Regions from separate parts of the Homo sapiens genome. Here region 1 is linked to region 2. The links are chromatin loops, found by intact Hi-C in ENCODE. Cell type or tissue: HCT116. All regions are shown on one strand. Links, peaks and the distances in the headings refer to the core of each region. The heading gives the core; the rest is flanking DNA.

Evidence for each region. Hi-C counts contacts between places; a loop is a spot of excess contacts. Peaks named below come from ENCODE experiments on the same cell type or tissue, not always from the same donor. Only the 100,000 strongest peaks of a DNase experiment are listed, where the experiment ranks them.
Region 1: it touches region 2 in a loop (2.3-fold over the local background); 4 of 110 quality-filtered maps call a loop at or near these places.

The regions. Positions count from the first base shown.
Region 1 is chr18:25,920,463-25,923,383 of GRCh38, reverse strand. No RefSeq gene overlaps it. Among named protein-coding and RNA genes, the nearest start is that of SS18, 170 kb to the left of the region's middle. RefSeq lists an enhancer at 1,447-1,546. In HCT116, for the core only: a CTCF peak has its summit at 1,630 (motif pointing left); a DNase peak (open chromatin) is centred at 1,593.
Region 2 is chr18:26,016,952-26,019,872 of GRCh38, reverse strand. SS18 (SS18 subunit of BAF chromatin remodeling complex) reads left to right here. Exons shown (of 11, transcript NM_001007559.3): 11 at 1,493-2,921. The coding sequence ends at 1,519. Among named protein-coding and RNA genes, the nearest start is that of SS18, 72 kb to the left of the region's middle. In HCT116, for the core only: a CTCF peak has its summit at 1,727; a DNase peak (open chromatin) is centred at 596; H3K4me3 peaks cover 167 bases; H3K27ac peaks cover 677 bases.

The DNA of each region.
Region 1 (2,921 bases), core at 113-2,612, 96 kb after region 2:
CCTCAGATAGAACTGAGATTTGGGATAGAGGTTAAGAATTTGGTGGAATAGGATTTGAGGAGAGGTTTCTCTTGGAGTAAGAGACAACTCCCTTGGGCCAGGGAGTGGAGGGGATGGCTAGGGGAAGGGAGGAGAGCAGAGCTGTTGGTGGGTGCTGGAGGGGGGCTCTGTGCCCCCACTTCGGGGGCAGTACCAGGAGAGGTGGCTAGAGTGCTAGCCTGAACAGACCACGAACAAGATGGCACCCAAACAGCAAGGGGTTCCTGTGCCCCCACAAGTGCTGTGGCATCTGTGGAGACACAAGTGGGCCCAGGGTGGGGGGATGGGAGGTAGGAAGGAATGAAGAATGAACACTTCATGGCCTCCTATAGTGACCAAACATTTTAGCACTTTGTGAGGCCCCCCTCAGAACTTACACATAATCCTGGGGATTCCAACCTGGGGATTCCAAATTTACGAGGACTGCACTCCTACCACCCTACAATAATGTGGTTTTAATACAGGCATTAAGTGAATTAGTGTAAAAACAGCTAATGAATGAAAATAAAGAGGTACAAACCACGATTTGTACTTGTCCAGGGTGGAGCTGGATCCAGGATTTCTTTTTCCTGCTTTTTTTTTTTTTTTTGAGACTGAGTCTTGTTCTGTCATTCATGCTGGAGTGCAGTGGCACGATCTAGGCTCACTGCAACCTCTGCCTCCTGGGTTCAAGCAATTCTCCTGCTGAGACTATAGGGGCGTGCCGCCATGCCCAGTTAATTTTTTTGTATTTTTAGGAGAGACAGGGTTTAGCCATGTTGGCCAGGCTGGTCTCAAACTCCTGGCCTCAAGTGATCCGCCTGCCTTGGCCTCTCAAAATGCTGGGATTACAGGTGTAAGCCACCGTGCCGGCCTCCCAGAGGAATCCTTATGGTTTGCTGCCTGTAGGAAGAGACAGGTCAGTTAGCCCTTTCTGAAACTACAGTTTCTCCAACGTTTGTAACTTGAAATAATCAGTATACCAATTCAACACATTTTGGGATGGGACGTCCTTCACTCCTTCACTCTCCTCAGACATTTCGGATGTGCAGGTGGAATCTCGCTTGCCCCAGCTGGCCTGACACTCAAACAGGCACACACCTTGCTGCAGTGGCCTAGGGCACTTGCTGAGGGTGGGGGACTGTGCCTTGGAGTCGGAGAGACAGACACTGAAGCAGGAGTGTGCGGAACACTGCCCAGGCTCAGAAGGACAATGTTTTGAAGAGCGTTGCAAGAGTTTAGGGAAACACAAATTTCCTTCCTTTTGCTTTTCTTGTAGGAAGAAAAAAGTGAACTTTTCATGGCATATTCTAGAGCACCGCCACTGGCACTGACCAAACTAAGGTAGAATCGGGGTGGTCTTGGGAAAGGAGAGACAGATCATAGCATGTGGTCTCTTGATTCCTGAGAATGGAAGATCAGGTGACAATTCTCCACCTCCTGCATAAGGTGCTCACCCAGCCTCAACTGAGGAGGAAGAGAGCAGACTGGAGATCTGAACAAGGGAACTCGCTGCCTTCATGGCTACCATCTTGAAGCCAGGCACTGACGGGGTGTCCATTTTACCTTCGCACAAAATTCACTTTAGTCTGGTGCCAGACTCCCTCTGGTGGATGGGGCAGTAAATGCAGAAAGGAGAAGCTGACGGGCTCCTAGATAAGCCATCCCCAGATAACTGAGGCAAGAAACTGGCTCTGCAAAAGGGCTTCCCTACTTGAGCCTGGGGAAGCTAGCACCCACCGTACCATGGAGTATTTTGCTAGAGAGTTACTGTTCCAAAAAACTGAATTTGGGGCAGAGACCCAGTTTGCTGGGGACATGTAGAGGAAGAGTAAGTTTCTTTTGCAGGAATGCTCAGATCTACCAGAATAACAAATGTGGTAGAAGATAATTTTGCATTGATGTTTGTTTCTCTCTCCATAATTCTCACTCTGGCAGCCCTCGCCATCTGCCGTAGACTCTGGTCTCTGGTTTTTGTGTTTCCAAGGCAGAAATCTGGGCTATAGCTATCACGAGTAAAGTCTTTATGATAGAAGCATACCCCTGAAGGACAAAGATGAAGAGGGGGAGAATTTCTTTCAAAGGTCAGTAAAGGATCCTCATGGGCTGGTTTTGGAGAAGGAGAGTAAAAAAAAAAAGAAAGTCCAATTTATTTGGGGAGGGGCCGTCCTGAGAGATTTGAAAGAGAAGAATGAAGGATGCCCTTATTTTTAACATGTTTCCTGGGATATGTCAAAGGGAAGCCAGACGCTGATGTGAAGTCCACTGAGGCTTACCTTGGCACAACATTCAGTTTTGTCTGTGGTCAGACCTCCGCTGGCAGCTTGAGCATCTTTGGGTTCAAGTTTTCAGGATTTGCATTGGGCCCAGACTGGCAATGACCGTGTCTCTGTGCACTCTTCCTGGTCTTGCGGTGTTTCAGAATTTCCTTACCGTTTTGTTCCCCTTTGTTTTCTACCACTTAGTTGCAAGGTTCTGAGCAGGACCAAAAGGATGCTGCAAAGTGCCTGGGCTCCCCTAACTCTTTCCACTTGCTTACCATTATTTGACATCCAAAGAGCAATTATTAAGGGCCTCCTCGTACACCAGGCATGTGTTTGGTGCTAGAAATCAGATGGGAGTGCCCTCACTGTTGCTGATGGAGAAGACAGTCAGGAAAACTGAAAAATCACAGTACAGTCTGACAGGTGCTGCCAGTGATGTGTACACTGGGGGCAAAAGGGGCATATGAGTGAGCTTTTGGGGATCTGCGGGACTTCCCATCTGGAGAAGCTTCCCTACTGCTTTGGTTTTTTTTTTAAGAGGTGAATTTTGCAAGAGAATCATAGAGATATTGACTCCGCAAGTTGACATCTGCGAGAGGCTGAATCAATTCCTAGAACTTCCTATCAGACTTCTTGTCA
Region 2 (2,921 bases), core at 199-2,698:
TTAAATTTAGCTGAATATAACTATGTAAAACACACTAGTGTAAAATCCCTAATCTCTTTTTTTTTTTTTTTTTTTTTTTTTTTGAGACAGAGTTGCTCTGTTGCTCAAGCTAGAGTGCAGTGCAACCTCCGCCTTCTGGGTTCATGCAATTCTCTTGCCTCAGCCTCCCAAGTAGCTGGGATTACAGATGTGCGCCACCACGCCCAGCTAATTTTTGTATTTTTAGTAAAGACGGGGTTTCACCATGTTAGTCAGGCTGGTCTCGAACTCCTGACCTCAAGTGAATCACCCGCCTTGGCCTCCCAAAGTGCTGGGATTACAGGTGTGAGTCACCATGCCTGGCCCATAAAATCCCTAATTCTGTTTAATTCATTATTCCATCATATATATGGTGACATTCAACACATTATCATGTGTATTTACTTCTGTGGAAATGTAGATTTTTAGGGTACCATTTCTTATGGTAGAGAAGTATTTCAAGTCTAGAATGTTTTTGAGTTATATTGTTGTGACGTGGAGAGAGAGTTGTTTAGCCAAAGGAAACAGTTAACTAATTATATGCTTCCAGTGAGTCATGCTTTTTGAAAATTAGTGCTTTTATGAACATCTGTTTTAAACACATTTAAGAAATTTGTAATAAAATACATATTTCATAGTATGTCTTTCTTTTTTTCTACCTTCTGTTTTAGAGGAAAAGATGTTGCTTATCTTCTCCAAAAGTTAACCTGAACAGATGTATACTGGACATTGTTTACCCCCACTCACAGAATTGTGCTGCTTCATCATGTCCCTTCGTGCTGCTTCATCATGTCCCTTTTGTCTATATTCCCTTTCTGTCTCATCCTGTCATCCTGAGGGTCTTCAAGTCTACCTTATTAAGAAAACAAAACAGACAACACAAAACAGCTTTCCTTGATTTTATGTCCCTGTGGCCTGTCTAAATACCTCTGCTGAACTTTGTTGACCTCAGGGAAAGGCTCAATTATTTTGGTATGGATAGAAGGTTCTTTACCTTTTATGTCCCACATACCTTTCCATTTTCACTTGCCACTTATTGCAAATACCCTTGATGTTCATTTGTAATAATTATAACAAGCTAAACACTCACAAAGTTGTCACACTAGCATATGATTTACACCCTAATATATATATTACATCAGAGTTTAGAACTAGAACTTCTCACTCAATGCCTGCTCAATTCATTCAACAAAATTCACTAAACATTTAAGTTCCCACTCTGACAAGTATTATTCTAGGCTCATTTGCTAATCCCTAGCATATTTTGGACTATGAAATTCATTTGCAATTGAATATAATATCAGAAGAAATTACAGGGTGATACTGTATACCTAACGATATAAAAAAATTTTGTTTATTGTAGGTACGGCTGCTTTTTTGTGGTATGACAGTGTTAGAAATGATTCGTTTGTAATCTTCTTTGCCTGTTATGGTCAAACTATTATCTAATTATATTTTTAAATTTATCTTTTAGGGACAGTATGGAAATTACCAGCAGTGAAAAAGTACTTACATTCCAGTAGCCAGTATCTATTAGCAGCCATATTGTCACCTCAGCACTGTGGACACCTCCCTGTGAAGAGATCCTTCCATTCCATCTAGTTTTTGGAAAAACCTTGTGGATAAGTGGCTGTTTCATCAGTAAGCAGCCTTTGTGGTTTAGTTATAAAAGGCTTTAGTAGCTCAAAAATACTCTTGATTTCACATTTCTACTCTAGATGGCAACATTGGACAGAAAATGCAATGACATAACCAATTTGTAATGATTTTGGAACTGTGTTTCAAATGGACTGTTACAGACTGAAAGGTGTGAACAGCTTTGTATGTTTATGAAGGGTAAGGGAATTTAATACTTTTCCACAGATTTTTTTGTAAGGGGAAGAGGGAAATGTACACTTTTTACAGCAGCAATATTTTGTATATTATGTTTATTTCATGTGGTGAATATGCAAGGCGGTACACTACGCACTGGACAGCATCAGAAATCCTCTGTTAATGTGGACTGGAACATGGTAGATGCTTGATTGTTTTGGTCTCAAAATGGTGTGCTATAAAGATAAAGGTGAGGGGAAGACAAAGCACACCATATGTCCACTGTTCTGTTCTCATAGAGGAAATTCAAATCCCTTTTATCTATTAGATAATCAAGGGCACTGTGATACAGTTTTGAGTAAAAAGACATTTTTTAAAAGCCTTCCAGTTTTGTGGATTAAACCTTTTTATAAAGATCATTTATAATACTGTTTTAAAATGTGAGGCAATAAGAATTACTTTGTGTTGGATCTGAGGAGGCTTTGGTAAAACAGTTTCATCTAAATGAAAGTGGTAATCCTCTTCTAAAATAGCAATAACTGAAAATGAAAGTGTTAATTTTACCTTGTTTGAGTTATCAGGGAACTTAGTAAGTAATATCAAAGCATTTTATAAATGATATCAAAGAAGAGTCAACATTGATCCAGTCATTTTATTTTGTAATATTGAGGGATAATTGGTTATTAAACTGAATAGTTCAGGAGACTTTACAAACCTTTGTTTCAACTTTCTTATCTGGAAATAATATCATTTATAAAGGGACACTTTTATGTTTTTCCCTTTTTTATGTTGGTTGATATAACACAAAGAGATATTTAGGAAAATGCTTATTGATGAGGTTTATTCTATCTGTTTTTAAAGCACCGAGGTTGCATTCTAGATAACCTTGTTTATTAGCATGGCATATTTTAATCATTATTTGAGACTGTCCTGTGCCTGATTATTTTAGCTAAATTCAGGGAGATTGCGTGGGGCAGGAAAGCATGCATTGAAAAATTTCTAACCACGGTTATTTAAGCATAATCTGAAAACATCTAGCCCAAAGGTAAGTTGCTATTTTCATCACAGTTGCCTATGCCCAGGGAATAAGA